2 separate regions of the Mus musculus genome follow, and region 1 is linked to region 2. A link is a loop called in an ENCODE intact Hi-C map of the cell type or tissue named here. Cell type or tissue: left cerebral cortex. All regions are shown on one strand. Each heading gives the region's core, and the rest is flanking DNA. Links, peaks and the distances in the headings are about the cores only. Region 1 overlaps Ric1 (RAB6A GEF complex partner 1). Region 2 holds the start of Plgrkt (plasminogen receptor, C-terminal lysine transmembrane protein).

Region 1 (12,474 bases), core at 1,416-9,415, 200 kb before region 2:
ATGTGAGCTTTATGAATATCTACTAATTAAATAAAATGACATACTCATCATGTAAGGTCCTTGCTACATAAGCATAAGCATGAGTTTAATCCCCAGAACCCACATGAAAAGGCAGGCCCAGTGCCGTACACTGTACACCAGGGAGCTGGAGACAGGTGAATCTTTGGGGCTAGCTGGCCAGTCTAGTCTAATTAGTGAGCTCCAGGCAAGTGAGAGACACGGTTTCAAAAGGCAGATGGTGTTTCTGAAGACGTCCTCCTCAGATATATTAAGGAATTAACAATAATCCTGATGTCTTACAGGATGAACAGTAAAGATCCTAAATTTTAATGTTTATTCTTTATAATGAGTATCTCAACTTTCTACAGTTGAAACACCTTACTTTTACAAATTCAAATGTTCAGTGTGGGAAATCAGTTCTTTACCTTTGTTTCAAAATAATAAAACACCTTTATGTCATATATTAAGATGAATGATAATTATGACAGGCATAATCAGGTACCCAAGTATGTTAAGATACCTTACTTTAACTTAGTTATCAATTACCTTGCACAGCCAAAGGCCATCAGTCGGTATTTGTTGTTTACTGCAACACAAGTCCCATCAATAACATCTTGTGGCCAAACTCCATGAAGTTGCTACATTAAGACAAAGAGTTAAAGCTTAAAAAGCGTTTCCCTAAACTTACTGTTGATCCAATAATTATAATTCGAAAAAGATTCAATTTAACAAGGTATCATTTGGTTTTACCTGCATAAGAAATTTCTCACAAAGACTATCATCTAAATATTTTCCCTCAAGAAGCATAAAACAGTAAAGACAAAGGAGAAATGGAAAGCATTCGAGTTAGAAGCTGAGAAATAATAAAGAGAGCTTAGAACTAGCTCATTCTCCATGTTGGGCACACAAAATGCCTGGGAGTTTGGGGGTCTCTGAAAGAACGGTAGAGTTGGGTCAGAGTCTACTTAGGAAGACTTGGTTCCTTGCTGAGCATATTCCTAATGTGAACAGCCAACAAAGAACAACTTCCACTCCAATAGAAAGCTAAACATTTTTCCTTTGTGTGCACATTAAAGAAAAGTCCAAGATTACACCTTGAACCTTCTAGCTTTTAAGTCTTCCAAAGCTCAAAATATTGGGGTAGTCAGGTCTATGTACCCTCTGGAAGGGACTATAGGATTCTTTTTAAGGAACAGTGGAGAAAACAAAAGAGGAGAGGAAGAAAAAAGAATAGAGGAAGAGAAATGAGGAGGGAAGGAACCAAAGGATGGATAGGACCCTTTAAATAAATAACCAGTCAACAATATATTAAAACAGAAAATAGTAATTTTACTTTGGGTCTCTGCATAGCAGCAAAATCTATATATTTACTATCTAAAAATAAAAAAGCAATAGCTTTTAAAGGATATACAATTAAAAGGAAAAAGAGAAGAAAGAGTCTCCTTGAGATGATGCAAATGATGATGAAGACGAAAACCCAGAAAATACATCTTAGTTAAAGGTCTAGTGTAAGCTACCAATCTGGAGAAGTCTGTCTGGAGCAGGCCATAGAGCTCTAACAGAAAATTCTTAAAGAAGATTAAACAAACACCTAATGAAAAACCAAATGGACAGTCGGTTTGGGGTTAAGAAGTAAGTTCATAAAGAATACGCTAACACAGGGCTAGGTGACAACTCATTGGGTAAAGTGCTTGCTTTGCAAGCATCAGGACCTGAGTTCGATCCCCAGAGCCTATGTAAAAGGCCAAGTTTGGTTTTATGTACTTGTAATTTCAGTACATAAAAAGGTTAGGACAGGTGGGTCTCTAAACTAGTTGGCTAGTTAGTTTAGTCTACTTCAAGCTCTAGCTCTTGACAGTGACTGAGGAATGGGAGCCTAGGTTGACCTCTGGTCTCCACAACACACACACACACACACACACACACACACACACCCTCCACATACACAAACACACATGTGTGCATAAGCAAAGGCATACATGCATATACAAAGTACAACTAAACATAAAGAAACAAACAATTATTAACTCCTAGTGGAAATAAAACTCTGCAGAAAAGGAAAAACTAGTCATTGGCATATTATATAGTTTGGTATTAACAGAATTTATTTGCTGACTAATCTATAAACAATGGATAATAATCTCATTACAATAATAACCTTATTGAAAAGATTTATGAGTGTGTTGGGGTTGAAGAAGATTGAAGCAAATGGTCATTTTCCATAGGATAAAGTCAATAACCCTGCAACTGTCTATATAGTAGGAATAAAAATTATGTGAACTAAGAGAGCATAGGATTTGAAAACAAAGCAAAATTAATATATGCAAAATAAAATAATTTAAAATGTACAATACACACCTCTGCCGTAAATCTACTGGATACTGGTGTAATAAATCCAACTTTACCATCATTAAACACAACAGCAAATCCATCAAGTGTGGCACAGTATTCCATATCTTTAATGTGCACATCTGCAAAGCCGAGGAATGAACCAACTGATGAAAAACACATAAATAGAGTAGGGTTATAATAAGCTATTGTATCACATATTTGGGTAGTACTACCATACACCCAATATTAAACAACTGGTTCTATCTCATATACAAAGTATAACTACCTCTGGATGACTGGAGGTCTACTGAAAATGGTACTGTAGACAGATTGATGGCTTTTCTTCCATTTGTCATTCCTTCCCAATGAATAAGATGAAGAAGTCCATCAGAAGTTGCAACAAGGAGATCTTCCAGCACAGACTGCAAACTGGACGGAAGCAAGCAACTCAAGTCAATTACCTTGCAAGACAGCATACTGGGAAAGCAATGAGTATAAATATAATGGCTTTCAAAAATTGCTTCTGCAAGCTAGCTATTGTGGTGCACACCTTTAATTCTAGCACTCAGGAGGCAGAGGCAGGTGGGTGCACGCACACACACACACATGGCTTGGGGGGGTGGGGAGAGGGAGAAGGAGAGGGAGAAGTTCTGTAAGCAAGGCTGAGCATCAGTAAGGCAGGAGGCCTTAAAACTCTGCAAGTCCGCCTGGTGTACACACTCTGGTCTAGGCTGGTCAGGAGTCAGACAATGAGACTCTGTCTTCTAAAACAAAACAACAAAAATGACAGAAGGAAAATGCTTTAGCAGAGCCAATCATCATATCCTTACAGAACACTACCTGTCTACAACTTTAGTATAATTTAATCTAGGCTAGAAAGTACAAATATTGAGGCAACAAATTAAAGACAAATGGGGTGTCAGTGTGGTGTGACTGAAGAAGATATGGAAGAGGAAGAAGAGGTGTAACGATTCAGAAGATGATAAATTGAAACCACAGAGAGGCCATGGAACCATCCTCTACCAGTCTTAAAAGTTTTCAACTTCAGCAGCCACACATAGTGACTATATGCCTGGAAATTAATAGAGTTCATAATCTCTATAATAAAAAACTGTAACAACTGACCAGACATACAGACAGAAAAATATGAATCAGAAGAAAAAGAAAAGTCCATCAATATAAATAGACTATTATACAATCCCAATGTTGGATTAGCAGATAAAATAACTGTGATATAAATGAAAAAAAATCTAGATGAAGACTGAGAAGACAGCTCAGTTGGTGATTCCTGCCTCTCCCAGGTTTGGAAGAACAACCCGAGTAAGGTCAGGGTCGTGCAGTTGCCAGTCTGTCCCCCCCCCCCCCCCTGCAATGCTCTTTCCCAGGGAAAGGTCAGATTCTGTTCCTGGTGCCCACATAAAAGGCTAGGTGTAGTAGCATGTATCTGAGATCTAGCACTGGAGTGCTGGGGACATGCATAGGCACAGCTCCCACGTCAGCTGGCCAGCCAGCCAGGCTAAACAAATCACTGGGCTCCAGGTTTAGTGAGTGACCCCATCTCAAAATAATGTGATGGAGCCAAGTAGTAGCGATGCATGCCTTCGATCCCAGCACTTGGGAGGCAGAGGCAGGTAAATTTCTCTGAATTTGAGGCCAGGCTGATCTACAGAGTAAGTTCTAGAACAGCCAAGGTTACACAAAGAAACCCTCTAGAGAAACCATTAAAAAAGGGGGGTGGGGTGGGGCGATAGAGAGATGGTTCAATGGTTAAGAGCATGGACTGCTCTTCTACAAGTCCTGAGTTCAATTTCCAGGAACCACATGGTGGCTCACAACCAACTGTAATGAATCCGATGCCCTTTTCTGGTGTGTCTGAAGACAGCTACAGTGTACACATATACAAAATAAGTAAATAAATCTTTTTTTAAAAAAAGGAATATGATGGAGAGCAACAGATGTCACTCCCGCCCCCCCCCCCAGGAGAATCTACATAAGATACTCTATTTACCTCAATTAAAAGTAAACAACTTGTTGAACAATGGCTGGTGTCCATCGTTAATGAATAGTTCTTCAAAATGTTGAAAAATGGGCTTTGTCCCAAGCTACCCAATTGCCACTCTCAATTAATTTTAGGATAAATGTCAAGCCCAACAAATTAGGTCTTTTCATGCTGTACTGGTTTTTAAAATGTTCTGAATATCATCCTTAGTTTTAAGTACATATAAAAGTTACACTGGCACAGTGGGAAATTTCCTAAACAGAACTCCAATGGCTTAGGCTCTAAGATCAAGAATTGATAAGTGGAACCTCATGAAACTGGAAAGCTTCTTTTGAAAAGCATAGGACATGGCCAATAGGACAAACTGGCAACCTACATATTGGGAAAGAAAATCTTCACTAACCTCACATCCGATAGAGGGTTAATATCCAAAATATATAAAGAACTCAAGAAGCTAACCTCCAAGAAACCAAACAAACCAATCAAAAAAATGGGGTGTAGAACAAAACAGAATTTATAACAACATAATCTTGAATGTTGAGAAGCATTTAAAGAAATGTTCAAAGTCTTTAGTCATCAGGGAAATGCAAATCAAAATGACCCTGAGATTCCACCTTGCACCAATCAGAATAGCTAAGATAAAAAACTCAGGTAACAATACATGTTGGTGAGGATTTGGAGAAAGAGGAACACTCCTCCATTGCTGGTGGGATTGCAAACTGGTACATTCACTCTGGAAATCAATCTGGAGGTTCCTCAGATAATTGGAAATATATCTACCTGAAGACCCAGCTATACTACTCTTGGGCATATACCCAAAATGATGCCCCACCATGCCTCACATTTCTCAAACATGGGTATTTTTCAATTTAGGTTTCTGACTGAGTTCTAAAGGATTTTATTAATATGGTAAATAAGGAATATCATGGATGCATCACATTCTGTCACATCTAATTTGAAATAGAATAGTATTTCTGATTAACCAATTATTAAAACTCATAATTACAAATATTTATCTTTTAAACATGCTCTATATTCAAGTAATAATGAAAGATGGATACTTAACAATAATCTTTACTTTTTATTTGATCAAAAAGAAAAGGTGACAGTACTTTTGCTCCTATATGCAAGAAGATAACCATTATTCCTAATTTTAATTGATTACATTGGTTGTGATAGTAGAAAATAGCTGATTGTATAGTCTTTTAGTGTCTTCTCTCTTATTTACAAGTGTTAATAGGGATAGGGAATTTCCAAGAAGTATGTATTTGACCAGCTAATGGTGTTTAAAATGTAATTCTTTCTTTGGATGTTTGAGAGAAAACTGAGATTGCCAACCATCTAAACTTGCAGAACCCTACTCTTATACAGGTGGAAGCCATTGTCTTAGTTAGAGTTTCTATTGCTTCTATGAAACACTATGACCAAAAAGCAAGTTGAGGAGGAAAGGGTTTATTTGGCTCACACTTCAAAATCACTGTTCATCATCAGAGAAGTCAGGATAGGAATTCAAACAGGGCAGGAACCTGGAGGCAGGAGTTCGTGCAGAGGCCATGGAGGGGTGCTGCTTACTGGCTTGCTCCTTATGGCTTGTTCAGCCTGCTTTCTTATAGAACCCAGGACAACCAACCCAAGGGTGGCACTACTCACACAGGCTGGGCCCTACCCCATCAATCACTAATTAAGAAAAACACTTTATAGACTGTCTACAAGCCTTTTTTATGGAAGCATTTTCCCTTCTCAGATGACTTTAGCTTGTGTCAGGTTCACATAAACTATCCAGCAATGTCATAAAATTTGGAAGCAATTCCTCCCTTCCCTTTGGTGGTGCCAGAATTAGAACTCTGGGCCATGAGCATGGTGAAAACATGCTCTACTATTGAGTCCCCTCCCGGTCCAGACATTCTTTTTGTAAAGACTTTCTATCCTGTTTCCATGTGCTACATGGCTTTACCACCAGGTGGAGCCATAAAACCAAGTTGTATTGTCCTGCCTTGTTTGGTGCCCACATACATTCAAAATTCCTTCTGCATCAAGTCTTCTAACTTTAATAGTGTGTGTGTGTGTGTGTGTGTTTGTGTGCGTGTGCGTGTGCGTGTGTGTGGTGTATGCACATCTATGTTCACACATATGGCGGCCAAGGAGTATACTGCTCTATCACACTGTACCTCACTCCCCTGAGAAAGGGTCTTCCACAGAACTGGAGCTAGGCTGGCAGCCAGCAGTCCCTAGCAATCCTTCTGCCCACGTCAGCACTAGAGTTACAGGCTTGGCTGTGATTCCACACATATTTTTATGTGGGGTAGAGTATTTGTACTTGGGTATCATGCGTATGAGGCAAACACTCTTACACACTGAGCTACTTCAAGTTGCATTCTTTAAAAAGGGCTTTTATCATGAGCAAATAAAATCTGAAGTGATCAGTAACCTTTGATCAACACAGTGAACATACTAAACTAAAATGTTTCAGTTTAATCTCATTTAAGCAAGTAACAAAGACTTTCTTCTCCACTCGGAGACTAAAGGATAAGAGCACAGACTACACAAGGGAATGACAACAGCTCACGGCTCAAATGTCAACTCTGCTGTTTGTTCTAGTGAGTGGTGGTTTAACAACAACAACAAAATGGTGAAAGATGCCCTTCGTTTGAACTATAAATCAGAGAGGTCTTTTAAAATGTTGGAATTACATTTTTATATAGTCCAATAGCTCCATACTACAGTAATATGCTCAGTCTTTTTGTTTTTAAAATTGTTACACTTTTATTTATTTATCTGGGGTGTGGGTGCTTGGACATGCCACGGTGCATGTTTGAAGGGCAGAGGCCAACCTTGGGAATCAATTCTTCATTCCTACCACGTGGGCACTGGGGAAGTAACTCATTAGGTTTGGAAGCAAGCACTTTTACCTACATCTTCCTGGTCCATGGCTTAATACGTCTGAAAGGTACCTAATAAAAAAACTTTTCCCTAAACCTGTCCCACTAACTTATGTACTCTTCTAGACAACAAACTTCTAATACCATTTAAGACCAAGCATTCTTACCACTGTATACACCTTGCTCTTTAACCAACAGTGTATCTGGAAAGTCTCTTAAAGATTGAGCCTCATTTGTTTTCACAGCTGTGTACTGTTCACAAAAATCATGTATGCAGAGGGAAGGACGGTAATAAATAAAAGGCCAGCCATGAAGCACTTAAGATAGTAAAGTGAAACTGAAAAAAAAAAAAAACATTGAGAATAGAGTTCTGTGCTTTAGTAGTTCTTACTGCCTTGTCACACGACATCTACTCACACTGCAATCAGAAAGCTTAACACTCCTTCAAGTGTACTCGTACTTCCAAGAAACACATGGAGGCTGCAGAGAGCGACAGCTCCCTCTTTTCTTCTCATACATGATTTTATTTGAATCTTTTAGTATGTTATCATTCCATACAATCAAACAGTTAATTTATACATTTTGAAATGCAAACAATTTTCTTGTTTGTCATATGATTTAATCAACTACATGGTCTTTTGTGGTCAGAAAATCTCAAACTTAACCAGCATACCATACCTCATAATGGGTGCTTGCAAATCCAGTATTTTCTTCATTTCTAAATTCAATGCTGGGGCACAATGTTCTTCCTTAAAATGAGGTATCCCCTTCATTTGTGGACTTCCTCTAAGAGAAATAGCACAAGGTTAAGACAAAGATATTTATTTTTTCCCCCAATCTGTACCTAATAGGCATTCAATTAAATAAATATAACCAATTTACAGACTATGTGCTCATTTTATAGATTTAAAAATGAAAGTCAAACTTGAATTCTATCACAGTAGATACATTTATATACCAACTAGATATATGGAAGCTTGAGTAATTTAACTTGTGTTGGGGGGCTGAGAGTAAAAAGCAGATGGAGGAAAGGAGGAAGGGAGAAAAGGGGAGGGAAGGGGAGAATTAAGTTGAACTCTCAAGAGAACCAATTTTGTTTAAAATGACTAAGAGTGCTTTCCTACCTAGGAAATTACAGAAGCAATGTTTCATTCCATACGCAGTACTATATGGTCGAAACTGTTCATTTATTTCACCTTACCTCACACCTTATCTTTGATTCCTAGTCTGTGGCTTTTCTTCAGGATTAACGTCAGATTCAGGGATGTATTTGGTTATTTCACAAATGACTTGGCACTAAATAACAAATGGTGTGTGTATTTAAATCCATGGTGATTAGTGGCCGCACAAGAATAGGTAGGCCAATGTCAGGAAACTGAGCACACACCTCCTAAGAGGACTACAGAAGTGTCTTGGATTCCTCATCTGCACATGCTATCAGCAGACTACAACTCTTCGCCTGTGTAGGGACTTGACAGTTATGGGTCTACTCAGGGTTTTATTGCTATGAGAAAGACTGTGACCTAAAGCAGCCTGGGGAAGAAAGGGTTCACTTTGCTTCTACTTCCACATCACAGCCATCATTGAAGAAAGTCAGGCAAGGAACCCAGGGCAGGAACCTGAAAGCAGGAACTAATGCAGGGGCCATGAAGGAAGGTGCATATTGGCTTTCTCATGTCTTGCTCAGCCTACTTTCTTCTGTACCAGCTACAATAGGCTGGGCTCTTTCACATCGATCATTAACCAAGAAAATGCTCTACACAGATTTGCCTAAAGGCCACTCTTCCCAGGCATTCTTTCAACTGAGAGTCCTCCTTCCGAGACGACTCTAGCTTGTGTGAAGTTGACATAAACCTAACCAACACACTATCTTTTGTGGCAGCTATCAATTTTGACAACAACTGTCCTGCTTATATCACATCACTTCTCTTTCTAATCACCTCCCACCCTGCAATTCAATTTGTTAACACTACAATAGCTTTTGAAGTTTCTAATGTTTGTGAGAAATCACTTTACTTTGCTGCTCAGAAACCTGCTTTGCTTTCTTTTTGTTTGTGGATTTCTTTTTTTTTCTCCCCCCACCCCCCTAGATAAGCTAGATGGTAGTGTATTGTCATCTTGCTGCTGTGGTAACCAGGAATATTTGCGTCTTTCTATGTCTGGCAGGCTAAGCAGGTTGATACTCAACCATTAAGGTTAATGTAACAACGATCTTTAAAAAGAAAATGAGAGACTAATTTACCAGAGTCACATTGAAAGTGGTAATCATGCACTCTGTGGTCACTGTCCGAGGACATTCGCCAAGTCTAAGTGTTTTTAAAGCTAATTTTACTTTAAAAAGTAGTACTTAAGCTTCAAATAGTGCTGGAAGACTCAGGAAAAAGGAAAAAAGAATGTAATCTTTGGAGATTCTGATAACAAGCTAACCTTAGAGAAAGCCCCAAGTTAAATAAAATGGAGACTCCTGAGAGGCCGGTCACTTTAAAACTATGCACTTCAGAGACAGTCATGGTGGGAACCTGAGCGAATGCTATAGTTTTCTCTTGTATGTAAGAAAAATCATGTCACACATGCTCAAAGCATTTTTTTAACGTTTTTAAAAAATATTTATTTATGTACTATAGCTGTCCTCAGACACACCAGAAAAGGGCATTTGATCCCATCACAGATGGTTGTGAGCCAGCATCTGGTTGCTGGGAATTGAACTCAGGACCTCTGGAAGAACAGTCAGTGCTCTTAACCACAGAGCCATCTCTCCAGCCCTCAAAGTAATTTTTTTTACCTTTGTATCTCAAAAGCTTTGCCCCTCCCCTGAGTGTGTGTGTGTGTGTGTGTGTGTGTGTGTGTGTGTGAGAGAGAGAGAGAGAAAGTGAGTGAGTGAGTGAGTGAGTTGAGGTGATCTCACTATGCAACCCATGACAGTTTAAAACCTGTGCTATTATGTCTCCACCTCTCAAAATGCATATATTACAATTTTATGTTACTGTGTCTGAGTACACTTTTGTTTTTGATAATTTCATGTGTATATAAATTAAAATTTGGTCATTTTTAAACATTACCCTTTTCTATGTTCTTTCTTCTGGTGATATAATATTCTGAGAATATCTCTTAACATTCTAAAAGACTAGAATTTCTCCTCACAGCCCAAGTTAATAGTATATCTTGACATCACCTAAGAGTTAAGACTGCTAGCCTACTGTTTACTCAGAGTCTGTTTATTTTACCTGCCTTTAAGAGAACAACTGAACAACCATCCTTACTTGTCTTGGATTGCCTATGTATTCAACTTGTATAACTTAAGCTATTGCATAGCTACATTCTTACATCAGGTACTGTTCCATGCCCTTGACTTAGATATTGCAGGTGTATCTTTGCTGAAAGCAGCAGATACAGAAGTTGAAAGACTTCCTAAAATGTACCATAAAGGTTGAAAGCAACCATTTATGGTTACTGGTTGATAAACAATGACATTTGCTATCTGGTCAGTTGAAATCAGTGACCTAATGCTTTTAAAACTCCGTTAAAGATATCTGTAAAGTATCCCATTCCTTCTCCATGTGATATTTTCTATGCTGTTCAATAAACAGAGAGAAAAGTCCATTATTATGGACAGTCACACTGCTCACAGACAGACAGATACTACACACTCATACACATCAGACAGGTACACATTAGGACACATACAGAGTGAAACATAGAGACAAACAGGTTCAAAACAGAGTCCCAAGACAGCATTCAGGCAGAGACTCAGACTCATAAAACAGACAGACAGAGGAAATATGGCGCAGAAAATGCAAGTCTGGACTTGCTCTTAGTTACATGACTCCAAGGAGAAGTGCTTCTTATTTCTTTCCTTAATGCAGGATGAATTCACTATTGGATTTAACTTGGATTTGATCCCCAATGCATTATAGCTGCACACCTTCTCTTCCAGTGCAAAGCTTCATCTTCCCAACAAGTCCCTTCCTGTTCTGATCCATGCCTGCCAGAGGAGTTCTAGGTGCTTGCCTGTATATCAGTGGGGGCTATCTACTGGCATAATAAACACATCTATTAATGGCAACACCTCTAAAGAAAATGGTAACTCTTCTTCCAGAGCGTGGTCTAGCCTTGTGCATATAAGTGGTCTAGCCTGAGCAATAGGCCTCTCACTCTCAGTGGCAGTTTTACTCACAGATTTTATCTCCATCCCTCCCCCATCAATATTGGAGCCCCTACTTTTTTCTTTACTTTGTAGTCAGTTCTAAATTTTCAAAGTAATAGAACTTCTATAAGTACATGCAGACCAACATGTGTGTAAGAAGAGTCCAAAGGCAAGGAAAGAAAACTTCTGCAGAAAGAATATTTGAGAAAGCAATAGAACATTTTAAAAATTTGATTGATATGTAAATATAAACATCTAGGGAACTTAACAAACTTCAAGTCAGAAACATATGAAAAGATTGAAACAAAGATATATAACACTTGAACTATCAAAGAGAATCCTGAAAGTGCCAAGTGTCTCTCTCACATATAAAGAATTCTCAACATAACTGACATTTCCTCTTCTGATCTTATGGAGGACAAAAAGCACTAGAATAACATACTTTACAGCTGAAAGAAAAAAGGTTAAAGAAGAACAGAACATCTGGACAAAGTACTCTTAAAAAACTGACAGAGAAAGTAAGAGGTTCAGGGATCTAAAATAATTAAGGGTTTGTCATAGGCGAGAGACACTAGATGAAACCTTTTGGGGTGAATGAAGAGAGGAAACAGTAATTCAAATCATGTTAAAAACATTAAAGCTGGAAATATGCTTTTGCTTTAGAAAAGCATTTATTTCTGTATGATTTGAAAAACAGGTGAATAAAACAATACGTGTGAATCTGTGCCAATATGCACACAATATGTAAACATCTCTGTGACAACAGCACCATAAGAAGGTGACAAATAAAAATGTCTGGTCTGGGACCACTGGTGTTCAATGGTTACTCAATCAGACTAAGCAGTTATATGTGCAAAATGTTAACTATTCAAGATAACCACTAAGAAACTAGCTACAATGGACAAAGAGAACAAACCACAAGTGAATCAAGATACACAATGAATGAAGAACAAAGAAAATGATAGCAGTAATCAGGAAGAAACACTCCTGCCTGTGCCCATCGATCTCAGCAGAGGGTTCCAAGGTCCCCAGAGGACTCTCCACGCTGCACGCACCCTAGCACACCCAGGATCTTGAGATCACTGGTGAATGGAACGCAACATCTGTTCCAAAAAACCCAG
Region 2 (12,474 bases), core at 1,708-9,707:
TGGAATGTATTCTCAGGTTGTTGTTTTTTTTTTTTCTACACAAAGGCCTTTCAGACACTCAAACATAATGAAGTACTTATACATATAAGAGTTTATCTAAATGAAATACCTAGCCATATTCCAGACAGTCACATACACAGATGGTCAGTGGATGACTGAGCTAGTAAGGCACTATTACTAACCTGTGCATTCCTCAGTGGGAGAGTGATGCCCTTTAATAACCCAGCACAATGGAATATAGCAATTAAAAAAAAACTGGCTAAGTAATTCATAGGAAAGCACCTGTAATAATTTATTTTTAAAAAAAGATAGAATATTGTACTTTCACCTCTTATGACAACCCCAACCTAAACTTTAACATAGCCTAGGTCACTGTATCTAAGAACTGTTTGGGACATTTTCTTCCAAAAATCCTTTAGGTTCTCTGGGCAGATAGAATGAAAATCTTAAGCTCCAGCATCCTAGACCTCGACAGAGGAAGGGACCTCCGGAGATGCTTCAAGTGGAAAGACCCAGTCATTGCTAGCAAACAGTCAAGTCGCGCTAGGACCAATTAATTCATCTCTTCTGACCCAGCTACCTACCCACAAGATCCATAAACACACAAAACTGCGGATTCTGAGTTCTTAACTTTCCCAGGAAACCGGTTCCCTTCTCCGTCCTAAAAAGGTCTAGGGATTCTGGCTCTTTAAAGTGCCCTGCAAGCGGATTCCGCGAGAAGATGCTCCCTTACCTGCAGGCGAGGAGACTGGCCCGCGACGTGCAAGTGCAGCCTGGCATGAGGCTTGGGGACCACGATTTCCTGGTCTTATCTCGAGTTCAGAGCCCCGCCCACTCCGCGGAAGCCTTGTCCAACCTCCGCTGTCTGTGAAACCGAAGCCACCCAGTCCCTTTGAGCATGAGTTTATCTCATAGTATTTCCTGCGGATGACTTTAGAGTCAGCTTTGGGATATTCACAGTTTAAGAAAAAACGAAACTAGGCTTCGGTGCGGTGACACACGCCTTAATTCCAGTACTCAGGAGCCAGTGGCAGGTGAGTCTCTGGTCTATAGAGAGAGCTCCAAGACAACCGGGCTGCTACTGAGAGGCTGTCGATAAAAACAAAAACAAACAAACACTATTTAAAAACGAAACTAAAAGTGAAAGTGAAACCTGCATTAGCTTTCTTGTAAATCAGGTTCCCTCAAAGAAACAGTCCAGAGTAAACAACTCAGCTCTATTTTGGGTGGGAGTGGAACCTGAGGTCGGGGGTGGGGGTGGGGGGGAGCGTGTGCTTGGAGATCCACATAGGTTGCCTTCCTCTACAGCTCCCACCTTGATTTTTGAAAGAGGGTCTCTCTTACCTAACCTCGGGCTCGCAGCTGGCCAAACTAGCCGGCCAGCGTGGTCCAGGGATCCCCATCCGCGCCCCTGCTGCCAGGGCTAGGGTCTCAGAAATGGGCCATCACTGCATTTATTATGGGTAATGAGGACCCGAATTTCAAATCTTCAGGCTTGAGCAGTGAGCGCTTTAGAAGCAAAATATCTGAAGTCATAAGATCTCTGACTTAAATTTTATCTTCAGAATCCAGACACTTCAAATTACCATCCGATTCCCCATCTCTTTCAAGCCCTTTCTGGATACGTGGATACGTGACAGTCTTGACATGACTTTACATATAGAGTTATACAACCTATAGAGTTAATATCAAGCAAATGACTCAGTTTTAATTCTAGAAAGTAGGTGTGTCTGTATAATAGGAAATATATTTTTAAATCGTGGATTTGGTGACTTCCTCAAAGTTCCTCGACATAATGAAACCAGTTGTCTTGCCGTTCAAGAACTTCCCATCTCGAACCGTGCCCTTTGTGAACGCTGTGGATCACGGCCAGTCTCGGGATCCAGGTGGGGGAAGTCTATTCTAAATGATGTTGAGAAAGACTTTCTGCGAACTGGAAGTGTGGACTTTTTCCAAGACAAAACCTTGGGAACTCCACAGAGCACTGTCATCTTTAAACATTTCACTGTTGGACTTCAAGGGCCTTCTTCATTCTCTGCTTTCCCCCACTTACTTACTAAAACTACTATTCCAAAGTAGTGCACTGGGTGAATACTGGGGTGTCCGCTGGCTTAGTTGTAATGAGATTTTCACATTCTCAAAGCATCTCCATTTTTAACTTGGAAGTCATTGGGGTTGATGCTGCCTAAAGGATCTATAGAGAATGTGGCACTCTAAACAGCAACAATAAAATTGGAATAAGACCAGAGCCTCAGCTGAGATAGTCCCTCTTCCAAATGTCTTTTGAACCCCAATAATAGAATAAAGCAATTAAAGTTAGAGATAACATTAGTTGGCTGACTGAAAATAAAATATAGACTTTATATGTGGAAATTCAGTCTAAACATATGTGTGTGTATATACACGTGCACAGACAAAACATATTTCTAGTTAATAGGTTTGTGTTTGTTTGTTTGTTTGTTTGTTTTTGGTTTTTCGAGACAGGGTTTCTCTGTGTCCTGGAACTCTGTAGACCAGGCTGGCCTCGAACTCAGAAATCCGCCTGCCTCTGCCTCCCCAGTGCTGGGATTAAAGGTGTGCGCCACCACGCCTGGCCAAGCTTTATGATATGTTAGTATGGTTGTGACTATTCAGATCTGTAAAAAATTCACTTTAGAGACCCACTCCTTAGCTGAGTTCCCTTGGTTCCATAAGGATCTGAGAGGTGAGGATTAAGCCACACCCCCTTAGTAGTCTCTATGATATGTGAATTCCTTCTAAAGCTAGAAGAGGTGAGGTGGTTTGGTTTTGTTTGTTTTGTTAAAGCATTGCTTACAGTCTACATAAATTCTCCACAGAGAAGGCAAGGGGTGACTGAACCTGGTCTCTCTGAAGCTCTCCATGGGAACTGGGGCCTGCTGCTTTCGCTGATTTGCATATGAGTAATCTGAAGAGTCGCCCCACCCCCACTCCTCCACCTGTTTCTACTCCTCCGACATTTATTCTCCCATGAAGTTGTCCATGCCCCCTTAATGAAGTTTTGGTATCCTCCAGAAATAGAAAGTGAGGATGTGACTTTTATACACACACACATACATGTATACATGTATATATGTGTGTGTGTGTGTGTGTGTGTGTGTGTGTGTGTGTGTGTGTGTATAAAATCACCATCTCAAAAATACACATAAGCCAAAATAGCCTAGGCAAGGAGATAAGTATCCCTGAAAATGATATGAGTTTTTGTGATTTGGACAAAATGAATAGAGAAACGGTCAGACAAGAGAAAAACAGCGGCTAGCCAAGACTGAAGAGTGGAACAAATCTCTAATGTCATTTCTAATCTTGCTGTTTCCTGTTCATACCCCACCTGGCCTACTCATTTCAGGGAGATAAACCTCCTTGCTGCTCCCAGTCTGCTTAGCTGACGATGAAGACCAAGCAACCATCTCAAGGGTAAGGCACTACACAAAGTGATTCCGGAGATACCCAACCTGCAGGAGGGACAAACTGCAAAGGCTGAAGGGGAGCAAGCGTGGACAGTTCCTGCAGAGAATATTACTGTGCTGCAGTCTAGACTGAAAGGCTGGCTCTCATCACGTCTCAGAGGGCCTGGAGGGTTAAGGAGAAAGGTTGGTTCCCAGTGGTAATGCAAAGTCATTGGAGAGTGCCAGAAGCAAGGGTCAGGCTGCGTGGGTCTGGAGTTACAGTTAGTTGTAAGCTGCTAAGAATCAAACCTTGGTGCTTTGGGGTGCCCGTAACTGGATAAGCTCTCTACAGCCCTAGTTCTCAGAGCTCAGGGACTATTTTCTGAAGGGGAATGAGGAAGAGGAGGAGGAGGAAGAGGAAAAGATCACTCAGGGGAGGAGAACAGGCTGAGATTCACAGGTTGAGAGCAGGGTCATGTGCGTTGCATGGGTTGCAGGAGAAGGAAGTTAGCAAGCAGGTGCTTAGTCAATACTGACATCACAGCTGAAAAGCACCCTAAAGAGAAACAGCTACAAGTTTCCTGCTCATCAGCTGTGCGGTTATTTACATACAGCCTAGGAAGGCTAAAGCCCACACCCTCATCACTATTCCCCAGGGCTTCCCCAGTCAAGCTTCTCTTGGGATGCTATGAAATGCTTGGGCTGCGCCACATGAAGCTTCATCTGATTCAGGTTACACTCTGAGATGTACCGGCGGCCCCTGCTCGGAATAGTCTTCCTTGGCTACAGCATCATTTAAAAAAAAAAAAGCCTATCAAATTAATAAGATGAAATCACAGTAATGATTAAAAGTGTCAGTAATAGTAAAACGGGTGCATACACTAGGTTACCTAACTTGTATTATGAGTTGTGCTTCCTGGAGTCACCTCCACTTCAGGGCTGTGTAATTGGAGACATCTCGCTCAAGTAACTTGTGGAAGCTTACGTGTTCAGGAAAGGATACAAGTGGGAGTGAAACCCGGAACGATGCCCCAGTGTCTGCTACACAGCGGCCACACAGGTGGACTGTCAGGTGAGCGTCCTCATCCACTGCCATCAATCACAGTGTGTGGATTTTAAGGCCTTGACTTACTACTGTATGCCCCAGCCATTCTACCCCTACTACCCAAGACAACTGACAACATGCTCACAAAACTAGCAATGTTCTTCATACTAGACTAAATAGAATCATGCAAATGTCCATCGGTCTCAATGGACACACAAAATGCCTTATAGTCATACACTGGACTACTATTTAGTCCCAACAAGAAATGGAGCCATAATCCATGCTATAGTTTACCTGTTTAATTTTTCTTTCCATTTAACATGTATTTACTCTCTGTGTGCGCAAGTGCACACTCATACGTGGAACAGTTAGGGATGTCAGAAGACAGCTAACAATAATGGGTTCTTCCCTTCCACTATGTGGAGCCCAGAAATAGAACTGGGTCTCAGGGTGGTAAGCATGTTTACCCACTGAGCCATCTCACCAGCCCCTACTATAGCTTAGATACACACACACACACACACACACACACACACACACACACACTAGTGTTAAAGTAAAAGAAGTCAGCTCGGCATGGTGGTGCACGCCTTTAATCCCAGCACTTGGGAGACAGAGGCAGGCAAATTTCTGAGTTCGAGGCCAGCCTGGTCTACAGAGTGAGTTCCAGGACAGCCAGGGCTACACAGAGAAACCCTGTCTCAAACAACAACAGCATCAACAACAACAACAAAAAAAAAATAACAAAAACAAAAGAAGTCCGTTTCATTTATACGAACTATCTAGAATATGTAAGTCTTTGAAAAGGTAGAACATAGATTAAGATGGGGTCTCTAGGGTGACTGCATGTGACATTATCCATAAAGATAGGTTCTATAGATTGACTGAGAAAAACAGCTCATGATGAGGGAAGGATCTGGTGAGGTCTCGCACACACAGTGCAAATGTTAACCACTTCTGCTCCCAGTCTTCTGGGCGGAAAACACATTCTAAATCTTTCTCTTTGAAGCTACAACCCTGTGTGTTTAACATTCTTGGTTCCCACAGTGTTTATCTGAAGGTACAACGACCTCTGTTCCTCGTACAGGTTACAGAGCTGGGAACAGAACGGAGACAAGTTTAGTCTGCACGTATAGACACTACTTCCTACCTTAGGGATGGGCTACTTGTTTCTCTCCAAAAGCATTTACTCCTAGCAACACCCATCTCCTCCCACAAATAGAACTAAATAAAGATTCTGTTGCAATTTTCCCATCCAAGTAATGTTTGGAATGAGGGATCTAAAAGTCAGAATAAGGAACACTGGAACTAAAAACATCTATACAAGCCTGCGAGGCTAGATATGCCTGGAAGAGGCTAGATTGCCTTCTCTAAGGTGTGGAGCCAACACATGCTAATGCAGAGCCCTTCCTAAAGGTTGTGATTCACATACTATTTCCCCAACCGGTTACATAGTAAGTGCTAATGGGTCCAGTGTTTCCTAGTGAAGTTCGGAGTTGTACTATAGACAGACAATTCTGGTAGGAGTACGAAATATGGAAAACGCATAGGGAAATACGGAAATTCTGGTCACTGTCTGCTTTTGTTCCCTGGTTACCTTTAAGCGAGATTTGGTGATGGGTTTTGTTGTTGTTTTTGTTTTGTTTTTGAGGCACCGGACTCCGAGGACTTGAAACATTTCCACGCTGCTTCCTTGGGCCTTCCCTCAAAATCACGCACCTTACAAGACCATGCAGGTTGGAATTTGCGGTTCTGTCCCGCCCCGCCCACCTCCCGGCTCCAGGCGCCTGCACCGGAAGAACACCCCAGGCCTCCGCGGGCACCCGAGCGCTTAAGGGAGCCAAAGGCCACGCTGATTGGTTGAAGCTCGTGATCCACTGTCATAGCCAACCAATCCTGGGGCTCTGCCGAAGCAAGGTACTGTCCCTGCGCTGATCGCTCTGGAGCTCTGGCTAGAGGCCTCTGCTGCGGTCACCGTCCCCGCACCGTGTCGCGTGAGTGTTTCGGGTCACAGACACCTGGGAGGGAGGGGTCGGCTCCGTCGCACGGTCCCGCACAGCTGCAGCTCTGGCTGGGCAGGGAAGGCCAGGGCTCTGGGTTCTTGCTGATGCCTCCGAGGCTGACAGGTATTGCCAACCCAGTTCTGTGAGTGTGATCTCTCTGTACCATTGTCACCAAGTTGGGACAAGACTGCAGAGTGCAATGGACAGGAAAATGGAATTCCTTTAGGGAAATACCTATATGACGCTAAACTGGCTCAACAGAGCGAGAGTGGAAACAAAACAAAACACCCCCAGAGGTTATGTGCTTCCTGCTAGGGGACTTGGTTTGGAAGAGTTATTGAGAATGATAGTGATGTTGTGACTAGCCAAAAATTCTGGTACTAAATCAGGGAAGAAATCTGGATGACAGAAATCGTGTAGAATTTCTTTCCTTCTAAATGGAATCCAGGTTCCAAGGATGACCAGGGAAAGTCTGTCTGGGATCTGTACAATCAGGACACCCTTCCCAACACGCCTTTCCAGAGTAATTTGAATCATGGCCTCTTGGAACAGGAGACACGCCTGCCTCCCCATCCTCAACCCAAAACAAACAAACAAACAAAAATCCAGGAGCAGCCTGGACTCACATCTGTATCCTCCATCCTATAGGACATGGTGGTTGTCTGTGTTGCCTGTAATAAGTCAGTTTGGGGCCACGCTTACTTATCGCTGATAATATCGTGTCTCTGGGAGAGAGACATTTGGAGGTATTTGGGACATCCTAAGGAAAGAGTGCAACATGGCTTTGTTAGGTATGGTCAGAAGAGGTTGGAAACACTGTTCAAGGGTGAAGTTACAGGGTGTGGCATGCTCATTGGCAGGTGAGATCTCCAGAGGGACACTCCTGTTTGCCTTCTATATTTAACCGTGTACCTGAGATTTCCCCCGACACATCCAAAGTCCAAGTCCAAGAGAGCAAGGCCCAGAAGGAGGTAAGCCTAAATCCTAGCTAGCTTTTCAAAGTGTTTCTCTTCTCTTCTCTAGACGATTGACTGAAAGATTGTCCGACCACTTCAAGGGATGGAGAGCTAACCCCCTTAGGCCAAGGGACTGAGGGGAGAGTGTGTGTGTGTGTGTGTGTGTACTAGAAAACAGTCGGTTTCTTTGAAGATGTTTGAAGATGCTTGCAGCAGATGTAAAAATTCAACCGTCTGCTCCGACATGCAAAAGAAAACTAAAGGATGTTGAGCAGCCTGACAAGGTTGATCTTCTGTCAAGCATTCCTTATTTTGTGCAATTATTTGTGTGAAATAGAAGCCACAGAGACTATCATGATGGATGATAACACTTCTCCTGCAGGCTCAGCTGGAAATGACTCATGTGAGCTGCCAATACTTAGATAAGAGAGCAAACGGCTAGAGACCCCTCCACGATGAGTGCCCTCTGCCGCTGCTGGTAGGGTGCTAAGTGGGACAGTGAGAGTCAGGAGGAATCATGATGTCCCAGGGCTGTGGAAGGCTCTCTCTTCCTTCCTGGGAAGTAGTTCAGCCTCTGCTCAGCCTCGCAGCTGATTGGCTCAAGGGCTGCTTAATTCCAGGGTGCGATCTTCGTCTTTGTCAGAATACACGGAAATCATTGAAACCAGGCTGTCAGTTCATACTCCCCTGGAGCCCGACTAACAGGGTAACCATCCCAACTGATTCGAACTACCCCTGTTCTCCATGCTCATCTGCTAGGTTACTCTAAACCCAGGGATTTCCTTATGAGGAAAGCTGTGGAAATAACTGTTGTCCGGGATTTCCTCAGATTATACATAAATCCTGGCTGTGAAGCATTGAGACGGGCTGCTGTGGTGGAAAGGTATTTAACAGCCTAAGACAGCACTGAAGAGAGTGGAGATGTTGTGACACGCCCCCCCGCCCCCCCCCCCCGGGCCTTATGGTCTTCTGAAAAACCAATAACTAACCAAAGTGTTTCTCTGAACATACTCAGTTATATTTAGAACAAAGTTAGGAGTTCTTACCCATAGTTTATAGCCCTCTGGGGTAGCTGTTATACCTAAATAACAAGGCCATGCCTGATGTAGAGGGTGGCTCAAGTCAGTTTTTAAGGAAATGATGGTAAAAAAGGCGATATAGATCATAAGGGGAAAGAAAATCAAAATTTGAATTCATGTCCCAGGCTAGTAAAACAAAACAGCCATTCTATTTTTTAATTTTACTGTAAAATTCAATGAACTATATTGAGCATATTATTATAAAAAAAAAGGTCTGTACTTCTTCAGGCTAACCTAAGTGTTTCTGAGAACAGTAACATCGGCTAAGATAAACCACAATGTTCGGTGTATATTCGGTGTAATAAATGCAGTTTTCTCTCAATGGTATTTCCAACTTGCAATGAGCTTATTGTGCTATAACTTCCATTGGAAATAATGGAGAAACTCTACCATGTGGTCATTTTAAAACTCCATTTCTGGGCTGAGGAGATGGCTTGGTGGGTAAAGCACTTGCCATGCAATCATGAAGACCTGTGCTGAAAGCTTGCACATCAATGACGACCTGGGCACAGAGGCACACATCTGTAATTGCAGTGGTGAGATGAGAGGCAGACACAGGAGGATCCCTGGACGCTCCCGACCAGCTAGCCTGGGGTACACAGCTAAGAGGAACATTCCGGAAAGACTGTCTCAAACAAGGTGGAACGTGCAGAACAATACCCAGGGTTACCCTCTGACCTGGAGGAGCGCTGTGGCACACACCCACCTGCACTCACGCACATGAATGAATATATACACTCACACAAACTTCCCATTCCTGGGGATCCATTTGCAAAGGCGTGTGAGCATCCTCACCCTGCCCTTTTGAGAGCCTCGGTAACGTGGAGAGAATGAAGGCGAGGCTGGAGAAAACTGGCTAGGGGGAAATCAGCTGCAAGAGGATGAGACCTGTGTCAGAGAAGGAGGGGAGCATGAGACGTCAGGAGAAATACTGAAGAATTGACCCTAAGACACTTACATCTTAAGACACAAGGTCAAGAGGGACAGACGACAGTTCTGAACTCACATCCTCAGATGCATGGTCTTCCTGTCTGTCAGAACAGCTGGTATGAAGGTGAATCACATTAGACTTATAGAAGGGAAAACCGAGGTAACGTGGCACTGTGTGTTCACAGAGCAGGGAGAGATGGGAAATCATTTCAGTCAGCTGTTCTTGGCTGAGAGAAGGATGCTCAGGCTGGGTAAGAAGTATGCCTGAGGGTAGACAGCTACATAGAATTTACACTGTTCCCTAGGTCATCTCTCTCTCTCTCTCTCTCTCTCTCTCATCCCAGTTGATAGGAGTCCAGAGCCTGTATAAGGATGCACAGAGTCTGTTATTTAAATATGCCTTGCATTTTCCACTTTAGGTCAAGATGGGGTTTATATTCTCGAAATCTATGAACGAAAACATGAAAAACCAACAGGAGTTCATGGTTACGCATGCTCGGCTTCAGGTATGTGCTAGTTAAGATGCCATGTTCCTAATCCTGTTAAGTTTCTAGAATGGTGCTCTAGAGGCACAGTCTCTTCGACTCCCTTTGACTCCTAATTAAGACGCTCCTGGGCTCCATCCTCAAAGACAAGGTGAAGTGGATGACCAAATAACTGGTGAACAGCCCATGTCTCCAATCCAGATACTTGAGCCAAAATTTCTATACCACTAGGTAATTGCTTAGAGTATATTATGAACAGAATATGGCTCTTCCTCGAGGCATTCTGAACTCCTAAAACCTGTGAGTATATTAGGAATATGATGCCTTACATGGAAAGGGAATTTACAATGTGTTCATCTAAAGAAGTGTTATCATGGATTATCAACATGGATCCATTGTAACTTCCAGGACCTTTATAAGAACGTGTGTGTGTGTGTGTGTGTGTGTGTGTGTGTGTGTGTGTGTGTGAGAGAGAGAGAGAGAGAGAGAGAGAGAGAGAAAGAGAGAGAGAGAGAGAGAGAGAGAGAGAGAGAGAGAGAGAATTAGATGTTATACTGTTACCCATAAAAGTCTTAAACATAGTCATAACCTGAGAAGCACTCTACTGGCTTTGAAGATGGAGAGAACCAGGGCCATGGGCCAAAAAATGCAGGCAACCTTAATAAGCTGGAAAAGCCAAAGAAACAGAGAGACAGAGCCTCGCCAGCCCGTTTTGGCCCTTTAACCATTGATCATAACTTGTTAAAGCTGCACTAGGAAACTGTTATAGACTGTGGTACTTGACCTTGGATTGTACAGTAGATGTTTAGAAAAAAAAAAGTCGAACAGATTGCTGAATTATCTAATATAAGCTGTCAAAGTATTTTAAAATATTACACAGCTGAATGTTAAAATGTTCGACCTAAATTGTTTTGCTAAGGTTTTAGACAATGGTCATGATGAGGCCCCTGTGGTCTGTTATGGCTCTAAGAGTAGAAAGCCCTACTCTTGGGCAGTACAAGTGAGAGATAACCTAGACACCCGGATGAATCAATTCATAGCATCCTGACTGTGCACATGACCGGTCCTCGGTCTCCTGGTCTGTACCCTAGAGGCAATACACACTTCCGAGATGCTCCAAGAAGTAAAAATTATGCACATTATATAGAATGTACATTATATAGAATGTGTACTATAATGCCTCTTGCTTATATTAGGTGTTGCTATCATTGCTATTAAAAATATTTTTTAAGTGTTAGGGTTTCATATAGCCCAGGCTAGCTTCAAGCTGGTTATGTAGTCTAAGATGGCCTTGAGCTTGTAGTCCTCCTGTCTGTCTCTTCAGTAATAGGAGTATTGGTATGTACCACCATACCCCACTGATGTTAAAAACTTAAGTTTCGGTGTGGGATAATGGTTCCTTTGGGGAAAAGGGAAAGAATGGGCAAGTCTTACTGTAATGGAGCAATGGCCAGAGGAGACGTATAGGTTAGGAATCAGCCCAGTATCTCAGAAATAAGAATGGCGTGTGGGTGGAAACTACAAGAGTTTCATTCTTATATCAGACTACATGACCTCAGGATCTGTGAAGATCTGAGGATTCTATTCCTCTTTATTCCTCTTGGAAGTTACAGAAAACCAGAGACTCCTACACCAGAGGAGTCCGTCACTGCACGGAAGCAGTGTGAGCTAAGTACCGATGTCACTTCCTCCTGCTACTCAAAGCCCATGCACTCTGTGGATGTGGGTCAGGTATGGGGAACACTGAGTGTCGGGAATCTACTGCTTCTGTGAGGAACCATGAACAGGAGGAGTGTGGAGGCGTTTGCTTCGTTTCATGCCCCAGGGTTGTTCACTGGCACGAAAGCAAGAGATCGCTCAGCTCCGGTAGCTAGGGCCTTGCTTTTTTTTTTTTTTTGACCTACCCATCAAGAATGTACAGAATGTTCAAGGTCCTTGGTGGTCACCTGACTGGCCAGAGGCAAGAGAACGGCTCCAGTTGTACCTTCCAACACACTACCTTCGTTTTCCAGCAGACAGACGTTCTATTTGTCCTATCTTGGATTCCCGACTCTACAGTGGACATGTCACACCTGAGGCTCACGTAGCTTCCACAGAACAAAGGTTATTTTAAACAAAAACTCACCAAATTACTTACCATCAGTTACTGGCTGGTGTGAAATCCCCTCAACAACTTGTATGCTGGAAACCCAACCCCAATATGACTTCATTTGGAGACTGGGTCTTTACAGAGGTGATCAAGTTAAAATAAATCCTTAGGGTGGGTATTAATCTGATATGTTGTTGACTTTTAAGAGGAAATTTAATCATGTGCCCCAAATATGTCATTTACAAGCCAGTGACAGAGATCTCCTCACAGCTTGTCCAGGAATCAAATACATTGATTTTTTTGATTTCTAGATTCCAGAACTGAGACAAAAACAAAAACAAACAAACAAAAACCCTCTCTCTTTTTTTTTCCTATCGTTTAAACTAGCCAGATCGTGGTCTCTGTTTTTTGGGGGGTGAGGGAGGCGCAGTGGTGGCCGGTATGCAGCTTTAGCAAACTAAAGAGGGAAGCACTTGGAACCTG

Evidence for each region. Hi-C counts contacts between places; a loop is a spot of excess contacts. Peaks named below come from ENCODE experiments on the same cell type or tissue, not always from the same donor. Only the 100,000 strongest peaks of a DNase experiment are listed, where the experiment ranks them.
Region 1: it touches region 2 in a loop (2.5-fold over the local background); 11 of 42 quality-filtered maps call a loop at or near these places.

What each region holds. Positions count from the first base shown.
Region 1 is chr19:29,557,506-29,569,979 of GRCm38, reverse strand. It overlaps Ric1 (RAB6A GEF complex partner 1), which reads right to left. Exons shown (of 26, transcript NM_001081319.1): 4 at 7,888-7,995; 5 at 2,618-2,760; 6 at 2,359-2,495; 7 at 547-638. Among named protein-coding and RNA genes, the nearest start is that of Ric1, 41 kb to the right of the region's middle. In left cerebral cortex, for the core only: a CTCF peak has its summit at 6,281 (motif pointing right); DNase peaks (open chromatin) are centred at 6,290 and 6,537.
Region 2 is chr19:29,355,766-29,368,239 of GRCm38, reverse strand. It overlaps Plgrkt (plasminogen receptor, C-terminal lysine transmembrane protein), which reads left to right and starts at 6,369. Exons shown (of 6, transcript NM_026362.2): 1 at 6,369-6,443; 2 at 7,313-7,423; 3 at 9,837-9,923. The coding sequence starts at 9,843. It overlaps Cd274 (CD274 antigen), which reads right to left and starts at 802. Exons shown (of 7, transcript NM_021893.3): 1 at 734-802. In left cerebral cortex, for the core only: no CTCF peak of the experiment used is centred there; DNase peaks (open chromatin) are centred at 2,933 and 6,306; H3K4me3 peaks cover 1,580 bases; H3K27ac peaks cover 916 bases.